Regions from separate parts of the Mus musculus genome. Here region 2 is linked to region 1. A link is a loop called in an ENCODE intact Hi-C map of the cell type or tissue named here. Cell type or tissue: heart. All regions are shown on one strand.

Region 1 (8,000 bases):
TCAAGGAGTGGGGTTAGACCAGAGTTGGAAGACTGGGTGGGAAGCATGGGTTCTAAAGATGTGTCAGATACGCATGTGCATGTGTACATTTCTTGGTGCTGTGCTTAGAGGACCTTGTAGGTAGTGCACCCTCTCGCATAGCAATATAGCAAGCACCAAGTCTTGCTTTACTAAATACTGTCTTCCACTAAAAGAAACTAAGAGTATGAAAGCATAAAGGCTTCATCTAAGTAATGCTTTGTCATTAGGATGCATTGCTGTGGCATATCAACATTTTGTAAAGTTTAAAAATTTAATATAAAGATAAGGAAACTTTTCCAATGGGAGAGGGATTGATGGAATCCTAGGCCACATGAAACAAAAAGCAATGGTGTAATTCCTTCTTCCCTCCTCAAATTAAATTCACCAAAATTCCAATCAGTTTGTTTCTGTGATGCTATGATGTTTAAATGCCTTCAAATTTGTATTGTTACCAAGTCAAGGAGTTTCCTATCCCTTGCTTAATTTGGTGAGCATTCTGCAGTATGTTAATGTGTGTTGCACTCAGCTGTTGGTTTGATAAAGAAATCGAGATTATCAGCAGTAAACCAAGTAACACAAGGTACAAGAATGCGTGGGAACAAATATTCTTTTTTTTTTTTTTTTTTTTTTTGGTTTTTTGAGACAGGGTTTCTCTATAGCCCTGGCTGTCCTGGAACTCACTCTGTAGACCAGGCTGGCCTCGAACTCAGAAATCCGCCTACCTCTGCCTCCCGAGTGCTGGGATTAAAGGCGTGGGCCACCATGCCCGGCTAGGGAACAAATATTCTAAGTGCTCTTGGAATGAGGCTACCTTTTCAAATTATTGTGATGTGATACTATGTGTTTTAGTTAAACATTTTAAGACAGGAATTTTGTTTGGATTTTTAATTTTCATGTACATGTATACATGCGGAAAAAAGCTTCTTATACCTTGGAGGTGGCTGTGCCACCGCTGGCTCCTGGGACCCGGTGTGGATTCTGGGCTGAGACTCTGCTCCTCTAGAAGGATAGCAAGAACTCTTAACTGCTGGCTGTCTGTCCAGCGCCCACTCTCCTTTTTGTGTTTTGTTTATTTTTTAAAGACAATCCCATTTTTGGCCCTTTGGGGTTTTTGTTGTTTGTTTGTTTGTTTGTTTGTTTGAGTAGCACATCTTTGGCAACATCATTGTAACTGACTGAGTGGGCAGAGAGTCAGCAACAGGTCATGGGTTCTCAGTTCTAGAAGCAGTTTACTGAGTAAATCATTACAGCTCAGTCAGTAGCATTACAAAGGTTGCCGTAGGTGCTGTGCCCTGGTCACAGTTTGAACTCCTCCTTTCGTAATCGAACTCAGCAGCCTCCAAAACACAGAGACAGTGTAGTTTGCTTCCTGTAAAACGTTATCCGAAAATGTACACACAATATAAACTCCTGTAAATTTTTTTCTAGTGGGCTGGATAGTTTGGGGGGAGGGTGAGGGTAGGGGGGTGTGAAGGTACTTGCCACCAAATTTGATGACCTGAGTTAGAGCCCAGAACCCACAGAGACAACTAATTCCTCTCACTGATTGTTCAGTGACTACACACACATACACACTAAATAATAAATAATAAGTAAATGTAAGAGTTTAAAATAAAATCTTGTGATTGGAGAAAAACATTCAGTCTCTGTACTAGCTAAGGTGTTGGTTGTATGTTCTAAGTAGACACTCATAGTCTCTGTACTAGCTAACTTGTTGGTATTATTCTCTAAGTAGACTAACAAAGTGACTAAACTAGGGTCTCATGAATAATTAATATTTTCAATGACTTATTTGTAAAAAAAAAGTTTCAGATTGCTTTGTGTATTTTATGTAGCAGATTCTAGGCTCCTAAGTTTTTCAATTTTCTGATACTCAATATATGGCTCAAAAATCCATTTTCATGTATGAAGCTGTTGAATGGGATTGTTCTCTTTATTGAATCTTCACCCATCTGCCTGTCTTCTTCCACCCAATCCATGTCACCTCCTTACATTTTAAAAGCCATCTGCCAAATGGTACTTAAGTATGAAGCATTCAACTTTTTTCTTAAAATTTCGTCTCCATTCTGCATTCAACAGCGTAAGAAACATGGTAATTGAGAAGGCCGACAGTTCTTGAGTTCATCTGGTCCTTAAGATTAGTTCTTCAAAGCACCATTTATTTTGTTTTAATTTTTATGTATTTATCTTATGCCTATGGGTGTTTTGTCTGCATGCATGTCTGTGTACCATGTGCATGTCTGGCACCTGCAAAAGCCAAAAGGGGAGGTGGGATCCCTTGGGACTGGAGTTATAGATAGCTGTGAGTCACTGTGTAGGCACTGAGAGTAGGAATCACCCCAGGTCCTCTGGAAGGCCAGTCAGGGTTCTTATGTTAAGCCATCTCTCTGTCTCCCTCGTGTAGCACCGTAAGCGCAGTAGTTATACCCTTCCCTTGTGTAGAAAGGTGACTTTCCTCACATACAAACCATGAGATAGTGAAGGCATTTTGAGCTGTATATGATGGCTGGTTTTGCCTCACTGGTTTTAAAGGCTTTCTTTTCTTATTTATCAACAGAAGCCCCAGGATTCTGCGCTTCACAGAGTTTGAGATTTTAGAAAAGAGATGTACTTTTAACTCTGGCTATTTCTTTTTCTCTTTTAAAAATATTTTACTTAATATTTATATGTGCATGTGTATTTTAATCAACCCTTCCCCACTTCTCTCCCCTGCAGTTCCTTTCCTATCCTTCCTTCTTACTTTTTCTCCTAATTTCATATGTTTTTTCTTCTAATCTTTAAAATTTTTTTTGAAATACTCACTGGGTCCATTTAGTTGTGCCTATATGTGTAGGATGTGGGACCATCTACTGGAGCATAGGTAGCCAGCCTCTTAGGGCCAGCATCCCTGAGAAAATTCACTTTCTCACACCCCGCAGCCATTAATTACTAATTGCTCCTCAGATGGGAGAGGGACTTCATGGGCCCCTCCCTCTCCCTGCTAGGACTTCAGCTGCTTGATCTTGTGCAAATCCTGTGCTGTCTCAGATGCTGTGAGTTCCCATGTGCAACTGAGGCATCATGTCTGACAAATATTGTTTCACTGCAGACATCCAGTCTCTCTGGCTCGTACAGTCATTGTTGGTGCTTACAGTGTTCACAAGTAAAACTTCCCTAGTAAGATGCATAAAGCCTTCCAGCACTGAGAACTAGGAAGTAAGGCAGCATCTAGGATGGTACAAGCTTGGCTTTTCCATGTCCTATTATGTAGATATCTGGTATCTTTAGCAGTAGGGTTTTACCTTAAGTTCTGGAGGATATCCAAGAGCAATAGCAAACAAAACAAAACAAAAAACAAAAACATACCCCAAAACAAACCAAACAAAAATCACCCCTCCCCCAAACCAACCACCAACAAACAACAAAAACCCAAGAACAGAAAAATTAACCCTGGAATTAGGAGGGGAGTTGTCTATGTGACCCTATTAAGTAACAGCTCAAAAGGGGGTAGCTCATACACCTTAGGGGGCTGTCGTCATTCTCCATTATAAGGTAGCTCATTTTATATATGCAGGTGTATGTGTTTACATTTGAGGAGGTTTCTATGGTAGGTTTCCATAAAGGCCTTTAGTGTTGGAAGAAATGGGGTGAGGGATGGGAGGACAGGGTCAGAGAGGGAGATGGGAAGGATAATAACCCTGAAGCCTGTGGCTTCATACTTTATGTGCTCACATAGACTCCATAGTGTGCTTCACTTGCTGTGTAGATTAAATCGTGTGCTTTGCACATACCTTTAGGCTTGCTTTAATGAGATTCGACAGCTGATGCTGTTATATAAATTTCTCCAGTATTAGGTTACTCTTGATTACATGACAGAAATGGAATGTGGCCTGGAGGTCTTTGTTTCTCTGCCTTCCGGAGCAGGGCATGGGAGCTGCTTTTGCTGTTGTGGCTGTTGCTGCTATTGTTCTGGAGAATGGTGGCAGGCTTCCAAATGCTTCACATTTACTCACCATGCTGGGAAACAAAGCCCTTATTAAATCAGAAAGACCTAGTCACTTACATGTCTTCAGGCAAAATAGGACCTGGTTTTAAAGAGTCCAGACAATGTTAGTTTCAATTCTTTCTGTCCCTCAGTGCTCTCCCAGCAAAGGTCTGAGGCTGAGGCTTTCTGTTGAGTGATGGGGATGGAGAGGGGAAAAGACAGCTTTCCCTTGGGAAGAAAGTGAAGTAAGAATGAATCAAATAACCCTGCTGTAAGAAGCGATACAGCTTAATTTTCTATGCATACTTATGCACACGTAAAACTGTGTATTGTAGCCACAGCCCATGTTAAATCATGAAATACTTGGTTATGGGATATGTGTGATCTGGTGCGTGTCTTAGCATGGCTGTTAGGAGTCTTTGAGATGCTGTCTGTTGTGGGAGTGAGTGAGCAGTGATGGGGAGACAAACACTGCTAATGAGATAAGCTCTAAAGGATACGTTTTATTATTGTTACAGTAAATTTTCTCTTCAGTTTTTTCCTGTCACCTTTTCACCCATGCTTTTGAGTTACTACTGAGAGTCTCTGTCTCCATTCCTCTCTCTGAGCTGAAGAAGTAGTGCCAACAGGCTGTGGTTGATGGTCTGTATTTTAACTGGCATTAGCAGAATTAATTTGTGGAAGTACAGTTCCGAGTTTCCCAGTTCTGAGGAGTCTATGTATTTTGCCCCACCTGCAGTTTAGACTCATCTCTGGCAGTAGCATGGAACTCAGGAGTATTTGGACCCGGTGGCCTGTGGTGTACATGTTAGACACATTAGCACATCCTCATGGACCTAAGGAGATCTATCACTCCTGATGCTCTGAAGGCGGAACTGTCTTTACATGTGGTTCAATATTGTTTCTGATCTAAACCGGCAGTTAAAGATGAAGTTTTCTCATTTGAATGTCTATAAATGTGTGGGCTGCATGCGTGTGTTCATGGGTGTTTGCATGTGTGTGGGTGCACTTGCACATGTGGGAGTGCATGTGTAGGTCCACAGTTGAGACTGAGTATCTTCTTTGATTACTTTGCACTTAACTAATGGAGGCAGGGTCTCTGGTTGAACACGGAGCGCACCATTGGCTAGTCTAGCAAGCCAGCTTCCCTTGGTAATGTCCTGTCCCCGCCTCCAGAGTACTGGGACTAAAGTCAGCACCATGCCGGCCCAGCTTTGATGTGGGACCTGGGAATCCTAATTCTGCTCTGCACGCTTGTGCAGCAAGTGCTTTATGTACCGAGCCATTGCCCTGATTCCAATCACGAGTTCTGATGGTGATTGACCCTATTGGTAATAAAAGAATAAAACTTTTTTTTAAATTTGCTATTGTTGAGTTATAATCTATATCACATAAAATTCACTGTCTTAAGTGAGAATGCAGGGTTAATTTTATTTTATTTATTTTTGTTCTTGTTCTTTTGATATTTTTATAAAGTTGTACCAAACACCAGCATGGAATTCTGGAAACTATGTCTTTTAGTCAGTCTTTCTTTGTTTCCTTCCTTCTGTGTTAATGACCAATATATACTAATTTTCTTTTGTATGAATTTGTCTGATTTAGAATTTCATAAAAATAATTTTTTTAATTTGTTTAGACACTCCCAGAAACATCTTTGCCAAATTATGCCACAAATTTGAAAGACAAGAGTTCTTTAGTTACATCTCTCTATAAAGTTATCCAGGAGCCACAGAGTGAGGTAAGTACATTACAGTTTGTATGAATAATATTCAGTTGATTATTTTTATTTAAACATAAAATATAACATACATGTGTAAGGTAAGAAAATGTATATATTTGCAAAACAAGAATAAAATTAATTTCAGTGTATCATTCTCCAGAATGAAAACTAGAATCCTTACTGTATCCCCAAATCCATCTTTCTCCGTGTTCTCCTTCTGTATGTCTCTGAGTCTCCATAGCCTTGGAACGTCTAAGTCGTGCAAATAATCTTTTTTCTTCAGCAAATATTGATGTGCCTGCTATAAGCCATTACTATGGTGGACATTAGGGGCTCAAAGAGCAGTGATCTTCATCATAAGAGAAAGGTGAGAGAGACTGAGTAACCATGCAGAACTGCGTCTTTCTATGGTTTGCATGGTCGTTACCTCTAAGAGTCATCTGGGAATGTACTTACCACTGTAGCAAATACTAAGAAATGGGCCTGGTGGCCGGAGAGATGGCTCAGCAGTTAAGAGTACTCACTGCTCTTCCAGAGGTCCTGAGTTCAATTCCCAGCAACTACATGGTGGCTCACAACTATCGGTAATGGGATCCAAAGCACTCTTCTAGTGTGTGTCTGAAGACAGCTGCAGTGTACTCATATAAATAAAAAATAAATAAATCTTTTTAAAAAGAGAGAAAGAAATGGGCCTGGGATATGGTTCAGTGGGAGAGCTCTTGCCTAGCATACACTAGGTCCTGGGTTCAGTTGTTAGCATAACGAGCAGGAGAAAACACTGGGACGAATATGGGGTTGGTGCTGTTCGCAAGGTGAGTTTGGCTTCCTTAGCTTTCTTACCTGTCTGTCTTTTGTTGTGAGGTGATGTTTTGGTCTTAGGCTACTCAATCTGCAGAGCTGGGAAGGAATGCATTCTTTATAAGTTACCAGGTGTCATAGCAACAACAACAACCAAAACACCAGGCCAGGGACAAATACAGCTTTTCCATGTAGCAAGTAAAACAAACACTCCTAGCAGCAGGGAAGTGTAGGAGATTGGAGGTGCAAAGCATTCGCTGAATTTTGCCGTTTGGTCTGCTAGTGCCTTTCCTGTTCTGGGACTAGAAGGAGACAGCTCTGGAGTAGATAGAAAGGAGATAACTTGCATAATTCCTTTTGTTTTTGAGTTTAGGAAAAGATGTGACAGGTTTAAAGTCAATCTCAATCTCTGTCTCTCTGTCATCTGCCTCTGTCTCTCTGTCTGTCATCTGCCTCTGTCTCTCTGTCTGTCATCGGCCTCTGTCTCTCTCTCTGTCTGTCTCTCATCCCCACCCCCCTTTCTCAGCAGGGTCTTACTTTGTAACCCTGGCTGTCCTAGAACTCACTATATAGTCTAGGCTGGCCTCAAATTCATGGAGAGCCATCTACCCCTGCCTCTCCTGAACCCTGGCATTGCTGGCCTGCCACGAATCTCTATTCAGTGGTAGGTAACATATGTGGATCCATGGGCCTTTGCAACCAGACTGTGCACTCCAGGAGCTAGTGTTATTTGAGTAATTAATTTGTGTTGGCAGGAGTATAGAGTAGCCTAGACTCTACTTACTGTGCTGTGGCGTTCACTGTGAATGAGATTCTAGTGGGCTTAGAGATTTTCCCGACAGGCCATTAGACTTCATCTGGAGTAATTGAGTCAGAGTTGTGCTTGCCTTGTCTTTTCTTCACCAAGCTGCTTTCCTCTTTTTTCTTGTTGCCCAGGCTTCCTTTAGAAGCAGCACTGAACTTCCAACAAGTTTGAGCTGTGTTTTCATAGGGAAATATATTCCAAAATGTCACCGAGCCATTAGCAACCCAGCATGTTCAATCACCACCGTAAAATACATTCATGTTACCTAGGCCTGTATTTCTCACATTATATAGTATTGTTTTCTGACATTTGTAAACTTCAGCTCTTTCTCCTTTCTGGCTCTTATGTGTACTGTCCATCATGATCTTGCCTTTCTGTCTCCATTTCCTTATATGGAAAAGTGTGGCTAGTCATAGTCTACTTACAGTAGAGTGGGAATTGATCCTGTTTCTGTATAAATAGTGCTTTGCAAGCTGTAAAACATCAAACAGATGTTGGTGTTGATTTGTATCGGCTTTAAGTGAATAATTTTAATCTTTTTGCAACATGGTCTTTTTCTTTTCTTTAAATCTGTTTTCACTTAATTATGCTTTCATTAGGTAAAAGCTTTTAATTTTGGATTTAAAACTGGTCATAAAGACTTTGAGTATATTTTGATTACAGTTGATTATGTGTTCGTACAGAGTGTCTTA
Region 2 (8,000 bases), 74 kb after region 1:
AGATTAAATACCTTCTGCAAGGAGGAATATCCAGGAAGGGAAGCTTATTGACTAAACCCTCAGGGCCTCTAGGTACCTCATTAGCAAGTAGAGCTCTGTTCTGGGGCAATGTGACCACAGATCTGTTTCCTTATGTGGGAAGTGTGGCACGTTCCAGGCCAGGAATCTGGCAGGGAGCTGCCTACGGACTCAGGTGTGTACCCCGAGTTTCCGGAGACTCAGACCCACTCTACCGAGTTTCCTAGCAAGGTCCACTGTCCCACAAGTTGTTTTCTGGTTAGAGGGCAAGACAGCACAACACTCTTCACTGTCGAGCATCAAGGTCTCTGCCTGTCGGCTGCCAGCCTCTGCTTTCATTAGCTACAAGCTAGCATTACATCATTACATAGCACTTCATTCTTATCTGCTACACACAGAGCTGACATGAGCTGCAGAGCTGGCGTGAGCTGGCTGCTCATCCAACTTTTATCTCCTACACACAGCTGACATGAGCTAGCAGCTCCTTGATATAACATCCAACTCAGTCCTGTTCTTATTTCTTATTTACATTCTGTCTGCACACAGGGAGTCTCAGCTGTGGCTTCGGCTGGCTAGTTTGATGGCAACAAGCTAGTCATCTGAGAGGAAGACACCTCAACTGATAAAATGCCTCCATTGCGCTACAGGCAAGCCTGTAGGGCATTTTCTTAATTAATCATTGATAGAGGAGGGCGGGGCCCAGGCCATTGTGGGTGGGGCCATCCCTGGGCTGGTGGTCCTAGGTTCTATAAGAAAGTGGGCTGAGCAAGCACCAGGGAACAAACCAGTGAGCAGCACCCTTCCATGGCCTCCTCATCAGCTCCTGCCTCCAGGTTCCTGCCCTGTGTGAGTTCTACCCTTTGATGATGAACTGTGATATGGAACTGTCAGTGAAACAAACCCTTTCCTCCCCGCGTAGCTTGTGGTCATGGTGTTTCATCACAGCACAGGTGGGTTACCCTGCGGAGGGCACTGCCTGCTGCTCTCCAGGCCTTGCCTGGTCTACATCACACATTCCGTGCTTACCATTCTGTACAAAACAATTTTTCAATTCCCTTCGAATTTTTCTTTAAATTTCTAAATATTTAAGATTTCCTGGATATCTTTTAAGAAACTGATATCTATTTTGATTCTCATTTTCTTTTTATTATGTTGTGTGTTATGGTTTAATAAATGTTCTGCCTTGGTGAATGTATATATATATATGCATTTATGCAGTTACAAGATGTAATACTAAATATGACTGTCTTAGTGTAGGTTTTAGGATTACTCAAATCCTATCTTTGCTGAGATTTGTCTGCCCTTCAAACCCCTCCCCATCTGGGCTGAAGTGCTGACTGGCCTGCCCTTGTTCCATAATTGCTGTGAGCGTGCAATGGCGTTGCTGAATTTTCAGCCTCATCATGTTTTAAGACATCTTAATTTTACTTTAATTATTTATTTGATTGACTAAGGAGAGGAATGCTATCTTCCTCGAATAATAGAGCCTATATTTTACTATATTTTGCTCAGATACTCCCAAACTACAGCTTGTTTTTTATCTGTGGTAGAGTATCTTTTTAAATTTTTAAATTGTGTGTGTGTGTGTGTGTGTGTGTGTGTGTGTGTGTGTATTTGTAAGTCTGTGTTTGTAGATGTGGATGTCAGAAGTCAATTGTAGGTGTCTTCCTCATTCTTTCTCCAACTTATTATTTTTCTGGAGGGGTTGCTGTTGTTGTTAGTGTTGTTGTTGTTGTTGTTGTTACAGGGTCTTGATGTGGAGACCAGTCTGGCCTTGAACTCTCAGAGGTCTTCCTGCATTTGCCTCCTGATAATATTGTGTGCGACCACACTTGGACTCCACCTTATATTTTGAGATAAAGTTCTTACTGGCTCATCTAGAAAGCTGTCCATCAAGCCCCAGGGATATTCCTGTCTTGGCCTCCCAACACTGGGGTGACTGGCAGTTACTGACAGCCCTGGGGTGACTGACAGGTGACTGACAACACTGGGGTGACTGGCAGTTACTGACAGCCCTGGGGTGACTGACAGGTGACTGACAACACTGGGGTGACTGGCAGTTTCTGACAACACTGGGGTGACAATCTTGGCCCCATTTACCTGAGCCCTGGAGATATACTCCCAGGTCCTCATGCTTGCATAGCAAACCTTTACTACAAAAAACATCTACCCAGGCACAATTATTTTCTGTGAACAAAATGAATTTTCAGGACTAAAGCACTTGACGTTCTTGCAAAGGGCCCAGGTTTGGATCCCAGCATCCACATGGCAGTTTGCAACCATCTATAACTCCAATTTCAGAGGATCTAGCCCCTTCTTCTGACCTCCTCAGGCTTCAGGCATGCATGTGGTATACACAATACACACACACACACACACACACACACACACACACACACACACGTATACCTAAAATAAAATAAACAAACCTACAAACAATGCTTTCCCATGATATTTTGTAAAGAATTAGTTTAGTTTTATTTTAGCAAATCAGAATTTCTCCCAATAAAATTAATTTTTGTACAAGAAATAGTAATATTCTCAATAAAAGCACAGCAATAAAAGGAAGTAAAAGACATAAAAACCTTAAAAGCCAAGAAACATCCTGGATATATTTGAGTTGGTGCATTTTAATATAGTATGAATAATGTATTGGGAAAATATCCTTTGCCAGAAAAAGAAAAGAACTGACCTTAGCAAGCTGAGTCAAGTCTGAGTTGTTTGGTGTGTAGACAGCCCTGTGATTTGGAAAGCAGATTTCCTACTTTGTTGTCTAATAAAGGCTTGTAGCTCTTTAATTCTGCTGATTGAATTACAAACTCTCTGGGGCATAGACTGCATTTTTTGTCATGTTAACAGCTTGCATGAGCAGAGGGGTAGCTGCTTAGCTTCATGATTTACAGTGTAAGAAAAGCACGCACAGTACACATCTTAGCGAATTTCTGCAGCCTTGGATTCCAAAGAGCTGTTGAGAGGGAGAAGTGCATATTTTATGGGTCAAGAAGCTGACAGAAATAATAGCTACAGTAAAACCCCTCAAGCTCCCATCCTTCCTCGTTAGGGTTGAGTCCGGTATTCCATGCCGGCACCTCTGGGACCCAGGCTTTGTAGGTTCCCTAGAGTTGGAACATGAACAACCTACACGCAGGACTTCCTGCCACCTGCATGCTTCCCAGAGAGATGACAAGGGAACTTCAGATGGGAAAAGCATTTGATGTGTCTCGGGTCCTAAGGAAACTCCATTTCCTCACACTCCTGGCAATTAGACAAAAGGCAGCCTTCCTCAGGAATGTGTGGAGCCAAGGTCCTCTCTACCAAGGACCCACTTCCTTTTTTTTAACTGAAGGGAGAGGAGGGAAAGAGAGAAATGGCTGTCTGCAGTGCCTATTAGCATACCAGAGTACATGATGGCCTCCAGACCCAAGTGTCACAAGTACCCATTTCACATTCCAAAGCACATGCTGATATCCTGGCCCTCCCTCCTTCAGCTCATGGGCTTCCTTCCCCCCAGTTCCCTTACTCCCTTATAATCCTGCTGTTTCAGCTATGAGCTCTCCTGGTCTCTCTCTTTTGCCCTTTCTTGGTTCTCTCTCCTCTCTCTCTCTCTTTCTCACTCTCTCTCTCTCTCTCTCTCTCTCTCTTCCTCCCTCCCTTCCTCCTTTCCTCTCTCCCTCCTTCCCTTCCTCCCTCTCTCCATCTCTCCCTCCATCCCTCCCTCTCTCCCTCCCTAATGGAGGGACCTCTTACCCATGGCCATATGCAATCTACCACTTTCTAACTCTGCTCTGGACTCTCCTACATGCCTATAGCTGTGCTCTCCCTCGAATCTACAATAAAAACTTTCCCCTTAGCCATACTGTGGAGCCGCCAGCTTATGCACTGTGCAGGACTGCCTCACCTAGAACCCTAGCACAGGCCCCCTGCACTGTGTGTTCCAGGTTCCCCCCTATATTGCCAGATGCCTCCTGGAGGGAGTACTGAGTTAGTCCTGCAATGCTGCTTCTGATAAATGGCCAGACTTACAGCCACAGGACACAAGTCTTCACAATGCTCTGGGGACATTTTGTTGCTTTGCTTTTTGTTGTTTGTGTTGAGGTTTTCTTATATCATTCCAGGCTGGCCTGAAATTGAGCAACAACAGAACCTCCAAAATTCCTCCAACTTGCAATCCTCCTGTCTCATCCTCCCAAGTAGTAGGATTACAGCTATACACCACCGTGCTCAGTTGCTCCATACATTTTCTACATTTTTGATCAAACAACCTTCTTGTATGCAAAGATTCTCTGTGGCCCCTGAGGAAATGTTTGGATGTGACTAAAAAAATATTTGGAATCCTTTTGACACGGTGTGGGGTGCAGGAACAGAAGAGAAATTCCGGGCCAACCAGCCAATGTCAGCAGTTTCCTGGAGGAGGGAGTGGAGAAGAGGAGGACAAAAACCATGGTTTTGAGCTATACTGGCATGGAAGTCAGCCACATGGTAGACAGCATATACACGGTGTGGAGGGGTCATGACAAAAAGAATGATGGAACCCAACCTACCAGAAAAAAACATACTTAGGTGCTGGCCATCAATCAGGAAGCAGACAAAAAAAGAGAAGGAAGAAGTAATATATTTCTGAGTCAAGTCTCAGAAAGGTGGGCAAGCCCAACAGAGCATTATAGAGGGTCTAGCCACTGGGGACAGGAATGTTGGGGAAAGCACAGTAGTTCATTAAGGCGATCATTATTCCACCCGTGTAGCTGCACTTTGGCTACTTGGTGCTTTCTTCTTTCTTCCACCCTTCTCTACTCTTTTTCCACCTTTCAACCCCCTAACACCAGATAGAAAAGAAAAAAGGATAGAAGGATAGAGGGGAAGGGGTGATGATATTGTTAGACTATGACCTGATAGTTAGGGAAGCCAAGTTCCTTGGGGCAAGTTTAACCTTCATTCTCAGGATATATAATTTCTTCTTGTTTCTTCTTTGCACACAACTACTTAACAAACCCTGACCAACAACAACCGACAGCAAACAACGCCCTCCCCCCCCCCCAGTAACCCATCACCCCTCTCAGGGCCTAGCACTTATAGACCTTCTAAAAGGTCCCCAGAATCCCAAACGTCACACAATCACAGAAACTATCTGCAGCTGGCAAAATCACACCCCTGCCAGAACACAAGGCAAATCACTGCTGTAGACAATCTGAAGCCGCCCCATATCCCACACCTTAGAAACATATATTATTTCTGGTTTTTTAAATAAACCAAAATTCCAAATTGTCACTACACACCTGTCTCTTTACCATGGCTTAAGGTGAGACTGCTTTCTTAGGAGTGATTCTATTTTCCTGAGCGGTGATCCCTTGGCCAGGTGATTGGTCCAACTAGATTGATTATGTGTAGTTAGGTCTCCGCCCAGGGTTTCATCCTGTTGGCCAGTTTTCCCTTAAAGGGTCTTTACTGCTGCTGGGTTATAGTGGGCAAAGATTAGAGAAAAGATCTACACCAGGCAAAAGAATCATATCCACATAACAACAACAAGTGTGAAATGCTCCCAGAGTCCCTGCTAAACAGAGTAAGCCATTTCTATCACTGTATTGAGCTTCAGAAAGGCACTATGAAGTTCCTCTGCTAAAATCCTCCCATTGTCTGGGTGGGGCTGGAGCCATGGCTCAGGGCTCAAGAGTACTGCTGCTCTTCCAGAAGACCTGAGATCATTTATTCATTTCCCAGCAACCATGGTAGGTGGTTCACAGCCACTTAAACTCCAGCTCCAGGGTACCCCCATACCCTCTTTTGGCTTCCTCAGATGCTGACATATGGATCACACACACTAAATATAAACAAACAAACAAATAAATAAGTTCCTTTGTTCCCTTCATTGAATATACCCTGAAGAGCCATGCAGCCCAATAGGACTCACGTTCCCTGGCTTCATAGACATATCTGACCTTATCTGCCTACACTGTGTCACACCAGTCATGCTGTCTCACTGTCATGGAACAGAATAAACTTATTCTTACCTTGAATACTACAGTTGCTGTCCCTCCCTCAGATACAACTTTTTTCCTCATTTGGAGTCTGACCAACCTCCTCTCCTGGAGAGCTTTTCCTTTCCCACCAAGCCAAACCAAGCCTTCCTTCTATATTCTCTTCTGTGGCTCTGCCCTCCATGTTATAGCATTTGGTGCTGTGCACTGTAACAGAGCATGTTTACAGCACTTGGTGGCATGCGGTATAATACAGGTCTTTTTATTATGCTGTGAGTTGTTTCTCTCTGATGAGAATTCAGTGCATGAAGTATTCAAGTATCCATTCTTTAGCAAACTCCTTGGCAGATAGAAGCTTCATAAGTATCTGTTGAATACATGTGATTTGAGAAATGAGATCAGAGTTCAAGGATAACAAGGGGTAGATTTATATTCTGAACTCCTAGTCTGAAATTTTTAAAAAGAGATGACAGAGTTAGAGAATACAAAATAAGAATGGAGTAAGGCCTTTTCCTCTGTGTCTGGAAGTGCCCAGTAGAACAATTGTCTTGTCCTCCCCTCCCCTCCTCTCCTCTCTTCCTCTCCCCTCCTCTGCCCTCCCCTCCCCTCTTTCTCCTTCCCTTCTCCCCTCCCCTTCCCTCTATTGGTTCCTATTGTCTTAAAAGTTGTGCAACAACCAAAGAGAATTGTATAAAAGGTGTCTAAGGCACAGATACCTGGACAAGGTGGAAAGATGTACAGGAACTAGATCCAAAGTCCACTTCTCTTCCTGGGCTTTGCAGCCCCTGAAAAGCTCTTTGGTGAAGCTCTTTGTAGTGACAAGTTTTGAGGATTATAGAATCCTGGCTTCTTTAAAATACACACACACACACACACACACACACACACACACACACACACACACACACACACAGAGAGAGAGAGAGAGAGAGAGAGAGAGAGAGAGAGAGAGAGAGGGAGAGAGAGAGAGAGAGAGAGAGAGAGAGAGAGAGAGATTATAAGAATGTGTTTTTGTTTTAATCCCAGGGACTGTCCTCAACAGTTGTCAATGATTTGCCTCATGTTCTAGTAAGGCATGGTTTTTCCAGCTGCAGGTAGTTTCTGCAACTGTGTGACATTTAGAATTCTGTGAACTTTTCAGAGGGTATATACATGCTAGAGCCCTGATTAGGCAGGGTTGGGTGGTTGTTGGTTGTTCAGGGATGTTGATGTGGTCTGTTAGTAGTTGTGCTCAAAAAAGAGACAACTCTCCCTCCCTCCATTCCTTCCTCCTTCCCTCCCTCCCTTCCTCCCTCCCTTCCTCCCTCTCTCTCCCTCTTTCCCTCTCCCCTCTCTATCCTTTTCTCCTCTCTAGTGATTCAAGGTGAAAAGGTTTGGGTGGGGGGATGTGAAGTAAAGGGTGGGAAAAAGAATCCAGAAAGTAGCAAAGGCAATGAAGAACAAGAAGAGAGAAATGAGATTCATAGCTCTCTCTCTCTCGCTCTCTCTCTCTCCTTTCTCTCCTAACTATTGATATGGGGTGAAAACAGGGGCGGGACAAAGGATGGGGAAAGAAGAACCCACAAAGTAGCTAAGTCCACCTACAACCTTGCTGTCTGATGCCACAGGAAAGGACTTCATGCCACTAGGTGTACCCTGCTGTCTTCAAAAGGCTCTGTGGTAAGCATTTTGAACAAGTTAGTCCCAGGCTAGTTGAAAAATAACTAAAGCCTCTAGAGTAGCCACAGTTGCAGTCCGCCAATTGAAGCGTGCTTTGCCCCATTGCTGTAGGGTCTTACCAGAGTCTCTCTTGAGCTCTGCCAGGCACTGCATGGTTTATCCTTTTCTCCTCTGTACCATGACTCGCAAGGAATGTGGCTAGCTATATGCTGGATGTTTAAACAGTTTTCAAAGTAAAGATAGAGTTATGAAAATGCCTTCTCTTTTTGGCTAGGAGGAAGCAAGGGCAGTCGGCAGAGCCGACCCACCATCGATTCGGACACAATCACCTGCTGGAATTTGCAGAGCCGG

Evidence for each region. Hi-C counts contacts between places; a loop is a spot of excess contacts. Peaks named below come from ENCODE experiments on the same cell type or tissue, not always from the same donor. Only the 100,000 strongest peaks of a DNase experiment are listed, where the experiment ranks them.
Region 2: a loop joins it to region 1, with 2.0 times the contacts of the local background. A loop is called at or near these places in 2 of 42 quality-filtered maps.

What each region holds. Positions count from the first base shown.
Region 1 is chr5:23,989,459-23,997,458 of GRCm38, reverse strand. Fam126a (family with sequence similarity 126, member A) reads left to right here. Exons shown (of 11, transcript NM_053090.3): 3 at 5,622-5,723. Among named protein-coding and RNA genes, the nearest start is that of Fam126a, 37 kb to the left of the region's middle. In heart, no CTCF peak of the experiment used is centred here; a DNase peak (open chromatin) is centred at 3,968; H3K27ac peaks cover 1,094 bases.
Region 2 is chr5:23,915,461-23,923,460 of GRCm38, reverse strand. It overlaps a transcript of Fam126a not described here. Among named protein-coding and RNA genes, the nearest start is that of Gm42228, 66 kb to the right of the region's middle. In heart, no CTCF peak of the experiment used is centred here; a DNase peak (open chromatin) is centred at 3,200; H3K4me3 peaks cover 1,037 bases; H3K27ac peaks cover 2,555 bases.